Regions from separate parts of the Homo sapiens genome. Here region 2 is linked to region 1. A link is a loop called in an ENCODE intact Hi-C map of the cell type or tissue named here. Cell type or tissue: CD4-positive, alpha-beta T cell. All regions are shown on one strand.

Region 1 (8,000 bases):
GGCATCAGAGCAAGATCCTGTCTCTTTTATGAAAGAAAAAAAGAAAAGAAAAATATACAGCTGGAAAACTGCCAAAGGTGTCCAATTCTTTCAGGCCCATATCAGGAAACTGAGGCCAGAGGAGACTTGGTGGCCACTGCAGGTTGGCTGCTTCTTCCTGGAAGAGCTGGAGTTCAAACTCAAGATGTTGGCTATACTTTAAGGCATTTTCCATGCTCTGTCGGTCTCAAGGGAATCATAAGTATCACTTAACTCTAGCAAATGGATTGATGCCTTATTGGAATCGTAAAGTGGGACTATAGATATTTACATACCCCTGCATGGGAATGAATAGACCAGAGGCCCCTGTAGATGTCGTACATGTGAACCAGTCCAAGTAGGGCAACAAGAGGCTATTTGTACAACCCAGGCTGGAATTCTGTACCAGGAAGAAGAGTAACAAACCTCCAGAATCCGAGGAATCAGGTGGGCCCAACATAGCTACCCTCTTCCTGATGATCAGCCCAGGCCTGTCTGCTTTCTCATTCTAAAGGGCCATGGCTGGGTCCTTGCCCTGAGGGTCACGATTTCAATACAGCCCCTGGGTGGTCAGAGAAACTGGGCATTTTGACTCCTTTCTTATCTAGGACTCCTTTTTTACTGCCTTTCGCTGTGGTTTGCATGTGAGGAGTTGGGAGGAGGCAGGGAGTATAAAACTTACACTCCTGGCATGTGAGCTCTGCATCTGTTCACTTCTATATCTACCCAGCACACCCACTTCAGTATCCAGACCTCTGCTGAGATCACAAAACCCAGTCACTCTTCATAAGTCTGCCATACCAGACTACCATAAATTGTCATTAAATACCCATCCAATTCCCAGCCATATCAATGAAAAACAAACAAGAGAGTGGGGCTAGTGATAAAGAACAGGCTCCTATCAGAATAGACACCATCACACATCGCTGAGGAGATCCTTGGCTTTGATGAGCAAACTGTTGCACAGTACATTCTTAGAAGATGACAAGGAAGACCTGTTTAATGAGTAAAAGCTGAAAAAGTCAGCCCAGTTCCTTTTCCCAGCTCCTGTAATACTAAAGTCAAGACAGATAGGTGCCCAATGATCTCATCAAGATATTATCTCATGCTAACACCCTCAAAAGAGGAATAGGGGTCAGAGGTCAAATGACCCATCCTTTTGTCTGGATATTATTTATACAGTATTGTTGCCATTGATATGTCAGGGGTCTCAGCTCTCTTTTTTGGAAGAATTATTAGCACTTTTTTTTTGGAATGTGAGATTTGAGTTTTTGTGAGATTTGAGTTTTTAAGTGGGGCTTGGGCAATTTTGTAAGTATCCTAGAATAGGTTATTATGGCCTAACTCCAGTTAGGCCATAATAAAAAAAAAGCTCCAGTGAAGCTTTAAATTGTTGGAATTCTCAAAACAGTAGTGCATGCTTATACACCAGTACACCATTAGCTTCCTGGATAATTTTGTTTATGTGAGTTTTTAAATAGGCATTCCCACCACATCCCACTCCCAAAAAGAAGTGTTCACTTAAGGAATATCCATATTCATATGGTCAATTAGACAGAAAACTCCTGATTTGAAAAGGAGTATGGGAAGTTTGGTTTTTTGAGGGGTAGCAGGATAGGGCAGGGCAGCTGTTGAAACACAACAGAGCAGACAGAGCACATAGGACTGATGGGATTGAGTATGGAAAATGAAAAATAGAAACAGCATGGAGTGCTTAAAATTAAAGGGAAGAAGTTGAGATGGCAATTAGTAACTCCTCTTCGGCAAGCAGAAGTTAACAGACATGAGGAGGTGATGACCTCCCAAATATCAAAAACTCCTGGGGTAAGCTGCATGTGAAAAAAAAAGGATTTAGTGATCTTTAACAATATTTGTTAACTATTTGACTCTGTACACAACATTGCATTAAACAGAAAGTAGAATTTTAAAAACAGACAAATATTTATTGAGCACTTACGATATGGTTTGGCTGTGTCCCCACCCAAATCTCATCTTGAATTTCCATATGTTGTGGGAGGGACCCACTGGGAGGTAATTGAATCATGGGGGCAGGTCTTTCCCATGCTGTTCTCATGAGAGTGAGTAAGTCTCATGAGAAACGATGGTTCTATAATGGAGAGTTTCCCTGCACAAGCTCTCTCTTTGCCTGCTGCCATCCACGTAAGACATGACTTGCTCCTCCTTGCCTTCCAGCATGATTGTGAGGCCTCCCCAGCTACATGGAAATATAAGTCCATTAAACCTCTTTTTCTTCCCAGTCTTGGGTATGTCTTTATCAGCAGCATGAAGATGGGCTAATATAGTAAATTGGTACCAGTAAAGTGAGGCATTGCTGAAAAGATACCCGAGAATATGGAAGTGACTTTGAAACTGAGCAATAGGCAGAGATTGGGACAGTTTGGAGGGCTCAGAAGAAGATAAGAAAATGTGGGAAAGTTTGGAACTTCCTAGAGACTTGTTGAATGGCTTTGCCCAAAATGCTGATAGCAATATGGACAAAAAAGTCCAAGCTGAGGTGGTCTCAGATGGAGATTAGGAACTTGTTGGGAACTGGAGCAAAGGTGACTCTTGGCATTTTGCCCCTGCCCTAGAGATTTGTGAAACTGAACTTGAGAGAGATGATTTAGGTTATCTGGCAGAAGAAATTTCTAAGCAGCAAAGCATTCAACAGGTGACTTGGGTGCTGTTAAAGGCATTCAGTTTGAAAAGGGAAGCAGAGCATAAAAGTTTGGAAAATGTGCAGCCTGATGCAATAGAAAATTTGTAGCCTCAATGCAATAGAAAGGAAAATCCCATTTTCCGGGGAGAAATTCAAGCCAACTGCAGAAATTTGCATAAATAACAAGGAGCTGAATGTTAATCACCAAGACAATGGGGAAAATGTCTCTGGGACGTGACAGAGGTCTTCACAACAGCCCCTTCCATCACAGGCCCGGAAGCCTAGGAGGAAAAGATGGTTTCCTGGGCCAGGCCCAGGGTCCCCATTCTGTGTGCAGCCTAGGGACTTTGTGCCCTGCATCCGAGCTGCTCCAGCAGTAGCTGAAAGGGGCCAACATAGAGCTTGGGCTGTTGCTTCAGGAGGTGTAAACCCCAAGCCTTGGCAATTTCCATGTGGTGTTGAGCCTGCAAGTGCAGAGAAGTCAAGGATTGGGGTTTGGGAACCTTTACCTAGATTTCAGAGGATTATGAAAACACCTGGATGCCCAGACAGAAGTTTGCTGCAGGGGTGGCACCCTCATGGAGAACCTCTACTAGGTCAGTGCAAAAGCAAAATTTGGGGTCAGAGCCCACACACACAGTCCCTACTGGGGCACTGCCTAGTGGAGCTATGAGAAGAGGGCCACTGTCCTCCAGACCCCAGAATGGTAGATCCACAGACAGCTTGCACTCTGTGCCTGGAAAAGCCACAGACACTCAATGCCAGCCCATGAAAGCAGCTGGGAGGGAGGCTGTACCCTGCAAGGCCACAGAGGCAGAGCTGCCCAAGAACATGGGAACCCCCCCCTTACATTGGTGTGACCCAGATGTGAGACATGGAGTCAAAGGAGAGCATTTCAAAGCTTTAAGATTCAACTGCCCTGCTAGATTTTGGACTTGCATGAGGCCTGTAGCCACTTCGTTTTGGCCAGTTCCTCCCATTTTGAACAGCTGTATTTACCCAATGCCTGTACCCCCATTTATCCAGGAAGTAACTAACTTGCTTTTGATTTTACAGGCTCATAGGTGGAAGGGACTTCCCTTGTCTCAAATGAGGCTTTGGACTGTGGACTTTTGAGTTAATGCTGAAATGAATTAAGACTTTGGGGGATAGATGGGAAGGCAAGATTGGTTTTGAAATATGAGGATATGAGATTTGGGAGGTGCCAGGGGTAGAATGATATGGTTTGGCAGTGTCCCCACCCAAATCTCATCTTGAATTCCCATATGTTGTGGGAGGGACCCACTGGGAGGTAATTGAATCATGGGGGCAGGCCTTTCCCATGCTGCTCTCATGATAGTGAATAAGTTTCATGAGATCTGATGATTCTATAAGGGGGAGTTTCCCTGCACAAGCACTCTCTTTGCCTGCTGCCATCCATGTAAGACGTGGCTTGCTCCTCCTTGCCTTCCACCATGATTGTGAGGCCTCCCCAGCCACGTGGAAATATAAGTCCATTAAACCTCTTTTTCTTCCCAGTCTCAGGTATGTCTTTATCAGCAGGGTGAAAACAGACTAGTACAACTTGTCATTGTGACTTGCCTAGTAGAACACGTGTGTAGAGGCCAATGTGAAGTGCTGGAGGACATCCACATCAGCACAAGTATAAACCAGTTTCCCCAGGAGTGTACAGATGCTCAGGCACGGTGAAGTCATGTATCATATATCAAAACCACATTCAAACTTGACACGTATCTCTCAGCTGACTTGGAATAGCTATGAGGAATTTTTGCATTTTATCTCTCCAACATGTAAGAGAATAACGTACTGGTTATAAGTTCAGGCTTTTGAATAGTTCACACTTGGATTTAAATCCCCGCTTGGCCAGTTACTCAGTCTGTGACCTGCGACATTATCCTCTCAGCCTCAGTTTCCCCATCTATGAAACGAGATAACAACAATCTTACAGAGCTTTTGAGAGTAGGAAATGAAATTATTTATGTAAAACAGTTAACATAAATAATACATAGCATGTGCTTAAAAACGTGTGCAATTATTATGTGATATTTGTTTTAGTTACTATATATAATAAATTTTATTGATGAACTTGATGAAACACATAGAAGTATTATTTTGTAGTAAAAAGATCCTCTTTAATATACAACATGTAATTCTTTTGCTGTAAGCTTATTCCAAAGAAGGAAGTGGCTTATTGGCTTATTGTAGTGTCATCACTAGGAGTCTTGGAACGTTTCCTGTAAGAGGCGTATAATGTGGAGGGGTACCACTAGAGGGCTCTGCAGGGACCCTATATACCTTTTCCTTGGCTGTAGTGGTGAGGAAGCAACCCTGAGAAGCCCTGGCCTTTTGGAGATCAGAGCCATTCCATTCATTACAGCTGTTCAAGAGGGCAATTAATAAGAATCCAACAAGAGCAACTCCTAGGAGCCACTTCTGCCAGAGAGCTGGGGGTTGCAGGTGGATGTCACCAGAAACATCTGGTAGGTGCTGAGCTAGGAAACCCTATTGCTTGAGTTTCACTCTCCCCTGTACCACTCCACAGAGCTACCCTTGTGGGGACTTGAATGACATAATACAATGAAGTTTTAACTTTGAGACAGGAAACCAGGTAGCATTGAAGGTTCTGAAATTCTGGGCAAAGATCTAACCAACAATAATAACAAAACCCACCTTGAATCTCAACTGATCCTTGAGGCTGGGACCCACACTGATGGCTGGGCATCTGTAAAGGAGATGAACACAAGGCCCTGGGAGTTCTGGGGCTGCATGAGCCCTGTGTGTCCTACCTGCAGGGATGATAGCAGGGCACCTCTGATGATGCACTGTCATGGGATAAATGCCCCTCCGGACTCAGTGGTCACTCAGGGATTGTGCTGGCAAGTGATGCAATAGGTATATGTCATAGCTTTTTAATGAGCACCATCGGCCAGTAGCTTACAGCTGTGTCTGAGTGCCAGCAGTGAAGCTGGTGCCTGCAGAGGCAAATGTCAGATCTGCAGCTGAAGCAAGAACCTGGGAGCTGGGCAGAAAAGGAGCTTTCCTGCTACCGAGGTGAGTTTGGATCTCCAGACTGAGGCGGTGGGGTGGGAGCAGAAATCTCTTCAAGCCTTTGTTTTCTTGTGGCTGTTTTGCTTCTGTGGTGTTTGAACCACCCCCCACTCCACCCCGCAAAAAAATAGCTGTCCACGGGGCCAGACAAGATAATGTGCCTCTAGACTCAAGAAGTGAATGGCAGCCTTGGGAAGCTTTGCTTTTTCTAACTCTCCCTGTGAAATAATTCAGGACTTCCGCACACTGAAGAGTCAACTCTCAATCCAAAGTCAAGCACTTCCCTTTTTAAACTTGTGCAACGCTGAGGCTTAAGTTCTCAGGGTCTCCCCTCCGCAGGCGCTGGTCCTTTTAAAGGGCTTCTCAGAGAGGTGGTGGCCAGAGGCTGCAGTCAGGACCTGGCTGGGAGGAAGACAGGGATGAGGGCTGCGGGGCTGGGCGTCCCGGGGAGGAGGGCGGAGCAGGTGAGCTGCGGGGTGGGAGCAGGGAGTGCACTTGTACGTGACGTTGGAGTTTGCAGCAACCTCCAAGTAGGAGGCTGTGCGCGCGTGTGTGTGGAGTGGCTGCGCGGCCGGGGAGGATGTGCGCTGCAGGGCGGCCGCCGCAGTGAGCAACGCGGCAACCGGAGCCCGGCGGGCAGCCGGGGAGGCCGGGACTGAGAGGGGCGAGCCGCTGGTGCTCCCCGGCGGCAGAGGGCCGCGTCGGCCACGGGCCCGGGAGAGACGCGCTCCAGCCGGCCCCAGGATGTAGGCGATCGGCGGCAGCGCTCCTGCAGGCGGCCGGCTCATCATGAAGAAGCACTCGGCCCGGGTGGCCCCGCTCAGCGCCTGCAACAGTCCGGTCCTGACCCTTACCAAAGTGGAAGGTAATGCGCGGCCGCCTCGCCCCGGGGGTCCCTGCACCCTAGCCGGGGAATGCTGCCACCCTGAGGGGGGCTGTCTGGCTGCGGGGCGCCGGGGCTGGGGGTACTGCTCCCCCAGGACGCGGCTCCGCAGTGCAGAGCGCCGCCGCCTGCGTGGGGGGATCTGGCAGCTTCAGGGGCTGCCCTGAGCTCCCTGGCGAGCAGGAGTGAGCTGCTGCGGCGAGTGAGCACCCGGCTCCCCAACCCTCTCCTTCCTGGGCAGCACCCAGCGCATCTGGCAGCAGCTGCACCCTCACCTCCATCCCAGTTTGTCCTGGGGCTCTTGTCTGTTCGGCAGGAGGGGGTCGTCCAGCCGCTCCCAGTGTCCCCTTACCACACACACACTTGAGTTGCCTGGGTGTGGAGCTCTGTGCCTCACCCCCAGGCCGACCAAAGGTGCTGCCCGCAGTTGGTAGAGGCGGGAGAGGGCTGCAGCGGGCTAAGGAGACGTCTGTCCTGCGTGTTCCGAAGCCTTTCCGGCCACCAGCCAACTGACTGCCCTGCTCTTTGGGAATGGGCGGGGCGCACAGGTGAGGGAAGAGCCAGCACCAGTCTGTAAACAGGCTCTTTCCCAGGCCCTGGAGAGGGATTGGAAGGGCTGTGAGAGGCCCCCAGAAGGTGTCCTCCTCCCCGTGTTGTCCTTTCTGCCTGGAACTGCTCCCACCCAGGAAATGTGAGCGAGAGGACAGGGGAAGAAGCAGCCCACCGAGGAGAGCTTCCTCAGACACAGCTGGCTTCTGCTGGCCTAAGGGGCCTTGCTTTCCAATGGAGAAGGGGGGCAGAGGGCCAGTCCCAGTTCTTAACTCCTCCTCCCAGGAGGCAGAGGTGGAATGACTAACTCCCTCTGCCAGGAGCAAGCCACCTTGGCCAGGTGAGGCAGACAGACCATCCCCTGGGTCCCAGGAGCTCCCCTCTAGGCTTTTGCTTGTGCTGAGCTAACAGAGCCCATGAGCATCAGCGGTGAATGAGGGGCAGCCATGGGCTCCGACAGAGCCTGGCTTCTGCCCTTCCCAGGAAGCCTGGACTTCTCTAGGCTACTGTTGACCCTGCTTCCCACTCGTGACTTCTTGTTTATTACAATGAATCTCAGAACCAGCGAGGACAAGACAGAGGCTGGCTTGGTAATTGTATATCCCAAGCTTAGCTGTCCACACAGGCCTGCCTGCAGCTGCCCTAGTACTGTGATCCCCATCCTACTGAGGAGCACTGTGAGGCCCAGCAAGGTGGGTTAACGTGTCCTAGACCCACAGTTGGTAGGTGGTGAAGCAGGAATGGAATCCTGGGCTGTCCGATCCAAAGCTCAAGCATTTTTTCCAGAACATCAGTTTGCACTGAACTGCAACTACTTACCTATTTCTCAACATTTTCTATCTT
Region 2 (8,000 bases), 200 kb after region 1:
GAAAGGCAAAAAATTCCTCAAAACACAGACATGGACCATTTTACTCTCACTTGTATGACACAAAAAAAGTACACGAATGATACAACTGCTCCTAGTAAAACTTCTTCCACTGGCTTTGCTACCAGGGCCTCTCATTCTTCCCTCCTGGTCAAATGCGGTGCACAGGCATTTGCAATTTACTCAAGGAAAAACACATTCTCCCAGCTCTAGTTTTCATTAATGCTGCAGTACATTTCCCCCCGCCCCCCATACTCTAGTACCTGAGTTAACTTGAAAAAAGTATGTTTTATGCTAACCATTATACAACCAAAATGTTTTTCAAATGGAGCCTCCATCTCCTATTATCTTAATTTGTGCTGAGAAAGTCAGAAATAGTCTTCAAGAGTCCCACTTCTGATGGCTTGAAAATGCTCCTAGAGCAAGATACCACACAAAGTGCTGTCCTCCTCCTCACTACTGATTTCTGAGCTACTCTGTCTTCCCTAATGGTGATCCTGGACCCACACAGTACTGAGTAGTGGCAGGAAAATTAAGAAATGAGGGGGAAAATAATAAAACTGTTTAAATTTCCTTGTAGTCTTTTCCTGTGAACTTTAGTCTTCACAGCCTGGAGATGTCAAGCAATCCCTTGCTTTCTAAAATCACATGGTTCAACAGACACTGAAGGTCAAAGGAAGTGACATATACTAATGAAGGAACCAGACGGACCCAAACTTTTAATGAAATATCAGAAGCTATTTTGATGCTCCTACCAAATGCACTTCTCCCCTAAGGCTCACATGGAAATGCTTACCGGCTGCGCCTGGCAGCCCAGTTTCTACTGACCAATTCAAAACAACCATATTCACACAATAGTTTACCAAAGGCATCAGCATGGCTGATAACACACTTGTTACTCTAAGTTTCTCTGAGAAGGATAAAAACAGAGATAAACAATCCTCTTTCTCTCATTCCTTTACTCAACATGTCATCAACATTTATCAAAGGTCAGTGACTGTACTGCCAACATTACAAGGTGTGATGTTATGATATACACTGGTTTTTGTCCACAATTCCTGTCTTATAACTCCCATAGCCCTTGTTACAGTCTTTTGTTATAACGATCCCATATGGAAGGAAGTCACTTGTGCAGCCCACACTGAAGGAGTGAGAAGTCACGCTCCCCCTCCCTCAGGGCAGAGCTTCTATAAAAATTACTTGTAATTTTTTTTACAAGAGATTTGTCTTGTCCATCCTTTTTTTTTTTTTTGAGATGGAGTCTCACTCTGTCGCCTAGGCTGGAGTGCAGTCCTGCAATCTTGGCTCATTGCAATTTCTGCCTCCCGGGTTCAAGTGATTCTCCTGCCTCACCTCCTGAGTAGCTGGGATTATAGGCATGTACCACCATGCCTGGCTAATTTTTGTATTTTTAGTAGAGACGGGGTTTCACCATGTTGGCCAGGCTGGTCTCGAACTCCTGACCTCAAGTGATCCACCCGCCTTGGCCTCCCAAAGTGCAGGATTACAGGCATGAGCCACAGTGCCTGGACTCATTTATTGATTCAATCATTTATTTATATCGGTGTGGGCTCGAGGATATTTATTTTATTCTTTGGGTTGTGATCCAACACTGCTTTATTTTGTTGCTCACACTGTTTCAGCTTCAGCCACTGGGAACATCTTCCCTCTGCATGCCCATCTCACATCACTGTATGTATAAAGTTCTGCCTTGCTCTCTGACTCTACAAGATGCTCCAGGCTCATCTTGTATACTTTCTGCCCTAGTTTTAGAATCAGCTATTTCTCCAGCGATCCCTGGTTCGTTTTATTGGAGAATGGTGTTAGCAACCAAGATCTTGGAGCTAGGTATACATTACTCGTAAATGAAAAAAACCCACTATAATTCTCAATAGGGAAAACAGTGCTTCCTATGGAGCCCACACTCAAAAATGTTGGCACTGCCAGTGATCGCTCGGCTGGGGCTTTCAGGACGTAAATGATGCTTTCATACATATCAGTGTAAAAAGCTCTGCTCGTGAATTCTCATGTCCGCTCATTTTACACAATGAGCAAGCTGACAGGACAATACACAACTATGAGCATAATTAAGAAAGGTTTTTTTTTTTTTTCCTTTTATAGGAACACTTCGTGCTCTGATTCTGAAACCGCCTTTGCAAAATTGTAACTGAGGTGGGGAAAGAGATCTGACCTAACCAACTCCATCTTGCTTCTAACCTCCAAGCTGTCCTTGTTCATTCCTGGGTGTAGGCTCAACTAACTTTGGGAGAAACTTAGTTTAGTTTATAGTTTAAAACAAAGATGATAACAGCCCTTTCCCAAGACAAACCCCCTTCTTGTCTGGGGACTAGATTTCCTTTGTAGGACTAACAAATTAGCCTCAAGATTAGAAATTATGGTTCAGGAGTCATGTAGCTGGAAGCTACAAGATTCTGACCCTCCCTAAACTGCTCCTATGTCGGTGCTCGAGATATTTTGCAGACCTGCACTCGACGGATCAGCTGGCACCACCCAGATCGATTAACTGGCTCATCTGATCTCGTGGCCCCCACCCTGGAACTGACTTAGCACAAAAGGACACCTCAATTCCTTATGATTTCATCTCCGACCCAACCAATCAACACCCTTGACTCACTGGCCTTCCCCCTCCCACCAAATTATCCTTAAAAACTCTGATCCCCGAATGCTCAGGGAGATCGATTTGAGTACTAATAAGACTCCAGTCTCCTGCACAAGCAGCTCTGTGTACTCTTCCTCTATTGCAATTCCTGTCTTGATAAATCGGCTCTGTGTAGGCGGCGGAAGAGGTGAACCTGTTGGGCGGTTACCACCTCTGTCGTGTGTGACAGTTGTTTTGAATCTCTAATTGCTCAGTACAGATCCCACATGCAGGTTAAGTAAGATGCTTTGAAGAAAATGGAAAGTCTTAAGTGATTGCTTCCAAGAAATCAAACCTACATTTATCTAGGTAACAACGGACTTTACGTATCACAAATGAAGAGACTGACAAAGTAAATCAACTTGGCCTTTTCTTAGGTATGTCAAGTCAGTTTTTTTTTTCCTAAGGTGTTGAAATGGAAATTCTTCCATTTCACTAATTAGCATTCCTTTTTGGATGTTTCGAAAATAAAAAATAAATCTAAAATATGTAATAAACGGCAAGTACAAAAAGGGCTTGACAGAAAAATAACATGTTACTTTTACCAGATCTAACATGAACATCTTCTAAGGTAAATTCGTTTTCAGAATTTGTCTAAACTATTCTTAGGCTATTCATCTACCCCGCAACAGGACAATGTCTGCTCTGTTTTAGCTTTCTCAATAGATTGTAAGCAAATCTCTTTGCGGCACATATTTAAAACAGAAAGACAACATTTGATCTTATCTGATGCCAGAGCCTTCTTGATCTTACGGAAGATGTGAACGAGTTTTCCTGGAACTGTAACACACTGCCATCTGGCTGATACACACTGGAAGACACCATCAATTTAAAAGTGTTATCATGATTTTAGAGGAAAATGTGGTGTGGAGAAAGGCCTGTCTTTGAATGGATGAAATAGGTTAATAAAAAACATCACTGTTTAAAAACTAGAACACTGAAAAATTCTAGGAAAGCTTATTTTCCCTTATATTTTTATGGTACTTTCAACACTTAATAACACTATTTCAATTAAGTTTTCTCCTAGAGTTTATAGTATATCAGTACATTCTTTTCTGTGGATGCAATAATATAGAATCTTATTCCAAATCTTACTGGCAGGTTCTCTTAAATTCTTCAACGGCTGCCATAGTGATTAACCAAAATTAGTTATGATTTCTGCCTATCTGTGTGAGAACTTACAGGGGAAATTGTTCTAAACCTGAGGAACATGAAGTAACTGTACTGCACACTCCAAATGATGACAGTCATTTTATATCACCTTCAATTACCCAACAGCTTTTAATAGTCTGGCCATAAGTTTCTTTGCACGAGCATTTGTTAAATAACTACCATTCAGTCAAAGAAGGTAAGGGAAGTCCTGTTTAAAGAATCCTAAGTAATCCTAATCCTAAGAATTATAAATAATTATTAATTTTATACAAGTATCAACAAAAACTTACCCAGTAGTTTGTCTATAAATTTGGTATGTACTCAAGCACACCTCAGTGTGTATGCATGTAAATGGGTAATTCCCATTTACTGGGTATTTGTGTCTAATACATGTGCACATTAGCAGGGCAGTGGAAAGGAAAGGGAAAAATTGCAAACATTCACAGGAATGCTCTACATATAAAAAATTGGTACAAATACATACAATTCTTTTTTTACAGTCAAGTTTAAATTCTTACAAACAAACTTACCTTTTCTGGAATATTTTGAGTAATAATGTCTAAATGTGATAAAACTGCTAAAAACGTACAAATGCTTGTTTTAAGATTTTCTTCACCCTGAAAAAATAATCAGATAAACAAATATTGATTCAAAGCTTACTGTGAAACATGCACGTGAAAGCGCCGTGCTGGACTCTATGAGGGCCCAGGACAGGAGGCAGCCTCTTCCCTGGAACAGCCCGGGGTCTGGGTGGGAAGGGGGCTGCGGCAACAGGCACAGGACTGAAAGCAAAGGAAATATTTCCTAGAGCCAAATGCCAGTGCACACAAAAATCAGCAGGTCACATAAAGTACTGAATAACTCAACTCTAAGTACAGCGGGGCACAGTGGCTCACGCCTATAATCCCAACACTTTGGGAGGCTGAGGCGGGTGGATCATTTCAGGCCAGGGGTTTGAGATCAGCTTGGCCAACATGGTGAAACCATGTCTACCAAAAAATACAAAAATTCGCTGGGCATGGTAGCGCACACCTGTAGTCCCAGCTACTGGGGAGGCTGAGGTAGAAGAATTGCCTGAACCCAGGGCAGAGTTTGCAGTTAGCTGAGATCGTGCCACTGCACTCCAGCATGGGCAACAGAGCAAGACCCTGTCTCAAAAAAAAACATAAAATAAAGTACAGTGTGCCCTCTGTATGCACGAGTTCTGCATCTATGAGTTCAACCAACCGTGGATGAAAAATATTTAACAAAAAATTTTTAAAACATAATGCAATTAAAAAGTAATACAAAGTTTAAAACTGTATAACAGCGATTTACATAGCATGTACATTGTACTAGACATTATAAGTAATCTAAGATTATTAAAGTATATGGGAGGATACACATCAGTTATGTGCAACTACTATGCCATTCTAAACAAAAGACTTGAGCATCCTCAGGTTTTGGCATCCGTAGGGGGCCTGGAATCAATCCCCCATGGATACCAAGGGTTGATTATCTGTGGCAGAGCCAAGGGCATGCTCACTTCAGGAGAGGTGAGGCCTTCAGGATGGGAAGGACTGGCCTGGAGAAGGAGCAGGAAGGTTAGAGAACAGATAAGTGAACAAGAACAAAGACACAGAGGCAAACTTAAGGGAAAGGCAGCAAGAGGAGACAAAGCCAGTTTGGCAGAGAGTGATGGAGATAAGGCTCAAAAGTTAAATGGAATCATACTGTAGAGGCTTTAAAAAGCTATAGCGAAAAACCTATAGAAGACTTAATCAGCTATCTTAGGGAAAATTTTTTAAGAAGACTGTTCAACTGGAATCTGGAAACCTCTGATTCCAGTTGAAAAAGACTGTTCAACTGGAATCTGAAACTATTATTATTTCATAATCATAGTGGTTTTGGAATAATACATTATTTTAGTGATAATAAACTGATAAATGCCAGACAGATTGGAAAGAAAAGAGCATATAAGCAGGAAGACCAGTTTGGAAACCAATCCAAGAGGCAAATCATTTATTATTATTTAATTCCTTTATTTAATTAACAGTTACTGAATGTCTTCTACATGACAGTTACTATAGAAACAAGTTCCTGTAACTTAAAAATCTACTGGAGAAGATAAAAATCAAATCAGATTAAAATCCTAACTGTAAGCAGTACTATTTATGTGCTATGAAAACCTAAAATAAGGGGATCTAAATACTTGGGGAGGTAACTTCCTTTAAGAATGACAATATGGGCCTGGGCGCTGTGGCCCATGCCTGTAATCCCAGCACTTTGGGAGGCCGAGGCAGGTGGATCACAATGTCAGGAGTTCGATATCAGCCTGGCCAATATGGTAAAACCATGTCTCTACTAAAAATACAAAAATTAGCTGGGCATGGTGGTGGGCACCTGTAATTCCAGTTACCTGGGAGGCTGAGGCAGGAGAATCACTTGAACCCAGGAGATGGAGGTTGCAGTGAGCCGAGATCACACCACTGCACTCCAGCCTGGGGGACAGAGACAGACGCCGTCTCAAAAAAAAAAAAAAAGACAATATGGGCCAGGTGCAGTGGCTCATGACCAGCCCAGGCAACATAACAAGACCTCACCTCTATAAAAATTTAAAAATAAATTGGCCAGGTGTGGTGGCAGGTGCTTGTAGTCCCAGCTACTTAGAGGGCTGAGGCAGGAGGATCATTTGAGCCCAGTTGTTCAAAGCTGCAGTGATCTATAATTGCCGGGTGACAGAGCAAGACTCTGTCTCAAAAATAAATAAAGAAGACACATGAACTGAGATGTGAAGGGAGAGAGAGTTATCTAGATAAAGAGAAGAAAGAAGACCATTTTGTGTAAAGGGCACAACATGTGCAATAGCCTGAAACCAAAAGGACTGGTGATAAGCAGGAAAGACTGAAAAGGTCAGTGTGGTACTCAGTTATCTCGGGTGACCCCCGGTCAACCAACCCTCCCTACATATGCCCGATGCAGGCCCCTTCCACCCCAGCAGGGATGGTCATGTGATTTGCTTTGGCTGGTGAACATTAGCAAGCCTGATGCATCCAGAGGTTGGATGAGCACTTGCATGTCAGGACATGACCCGCCTGCGCCCCCTCGACCCCCGACCCGCCGGAAAGCTCATTCTTGGAGAACTGAATATAAAGAGGTCCAGCTACCCTGCTGGAGACACAGAGTGGGAGCGATGCCTAGCCACCAGAGCTGCTCCTGCCATTGCAGCTGAGGTGACAAATATGTGAGCGAAGGAGCCATTTGGAAGTCCCAGCCCCAGCAGACACCACAAGGAGCAAAACTGCCCAGCCAGGCCCAGACAACACACACATCACGAAAAAAAAGCAGTGGCTCACGCCTGTAATCCCAGCACTTTGGGAGGCCAAGGCGACATGGTGAAACCCCATCTGTACTAAAAATACAAAAATTATTTAGCTGGGTGTGGTGGCATGCACCTGTAATCCCAGCTACTCGGGAGGCTGAAGCAGGAGAATCGCTTGAACCCGGGAGGCAGAGGTTGCAGTGAGCCGAGATTGTGCCATTGCACTCTAGCTTGGGCGACAAGAACGAAACTCCATTGCAAAAACAAAACAAAACACATTGTTTACACCGCTAAGCTTTGGAGAGTTCTAGCAACGGAAAACAGACAATCAGTGTGCCTAGGTAGTGAATTGAGAATAGACCACACAGAGAGACTAGAGAGGAAAGAGGCCTAAGATCACGCAAGCCTTACGGGATACTCCGAGGAGCATAGTCTTCATCCTGAGACGACGTAAGACACTGTGTTCAGCAGGTGGGGTCACCTGTTGAAATTCTCACCATGGAAACCCTGCCTGGGCTTCAGGGTGGAAAGCAGATGGAAACAGAGCCAAGAGTGGATGTAGGCAGCCCAGTGAGGGAACCACTGCAAGGATGACAGTAGCGTCGACTGAGATACAATGGCAGGGACAGAAGAGAGAGAACTCAGAAATATTCAGGCAGAAAGATCAGGACCTGGTCACGAATCAGACACAGAGCATGGAAAGTGTCAAGGTTTCTGGTTTGTGCAACTGTATAGATGGTGGTGGTATTCACTAGAGTAGGAAGCAGATCAAGTTTGAGGGGAAAAATAAGGCACTCAGTGTTACACATCTACGTTTTAGGTTATTTAGTCTAAGGGAAAATCATCTACAAGGAAAACGTCTACAGCAAGGGTCAGAAAACTTGTTCTGTA

Evidence for each region. Peaks named below come from ENCODE experiments on the same cell type or tissue, not always from the same donor. Only the 100,000 strongest peaks of a DNase experiment are listed, where the experiment ranks them.
Region 2: it touches region 1 in a loop (5-fold over the local background); 2 of 110 quality-filtered maps call a loop at or near these places.

Annotation. Positions count from the first base shown.
Region 1 is chr1:234,207,985-234,215,984 of GRCh38, forward strand. The region is part of intron 2 of SLC35F3 (solute carrier family 35 member F3); the gene reads left to right. LOC124904553 (a long non-coding RNA gene) reads right to left here and starts at 7,098. Exons shown (of 2, transcript XR_007066948.1): 1 at 6,884-7,098; 2 at 4,733-6,127. RefSeq lists silencers at 6,344-6,443, 6,544-6,643, 6,694-6,813. In CD4-positive, alpha-beta T cell, a CTCF peak has its summit at 4,955 (motif pointing right); DNase peaks (open chromatin) are centred at 4,947 and 6,287; H3K4me3 peaks cover 1,920 bases; H3K27me3 peaks cover 375 bases.
Region 2 is chr1:234,406,107-234,414,106 of GRCh38, forward strand. TARBP1 (tRNA guanosine 2 -O-methyltransferase TARBP1) reads right to left here. Exons shown (of 30, transcript NM_005646.4): 23 at 4,339-4,425. Among named protein-coding and RNA genes, the nearest start is that of COA6-AS1, 37 kb to the left of the region's middle. In CD4-positive, alpha-beta T cell, CTCF peaks have their summits at 3,453 and 3,653; DNase peaks (open chromatin) are centred at 2,825 and 3,425; H3K4me3 peaks cover 948 bases; H3K27ac peaks cover 1,878 bases.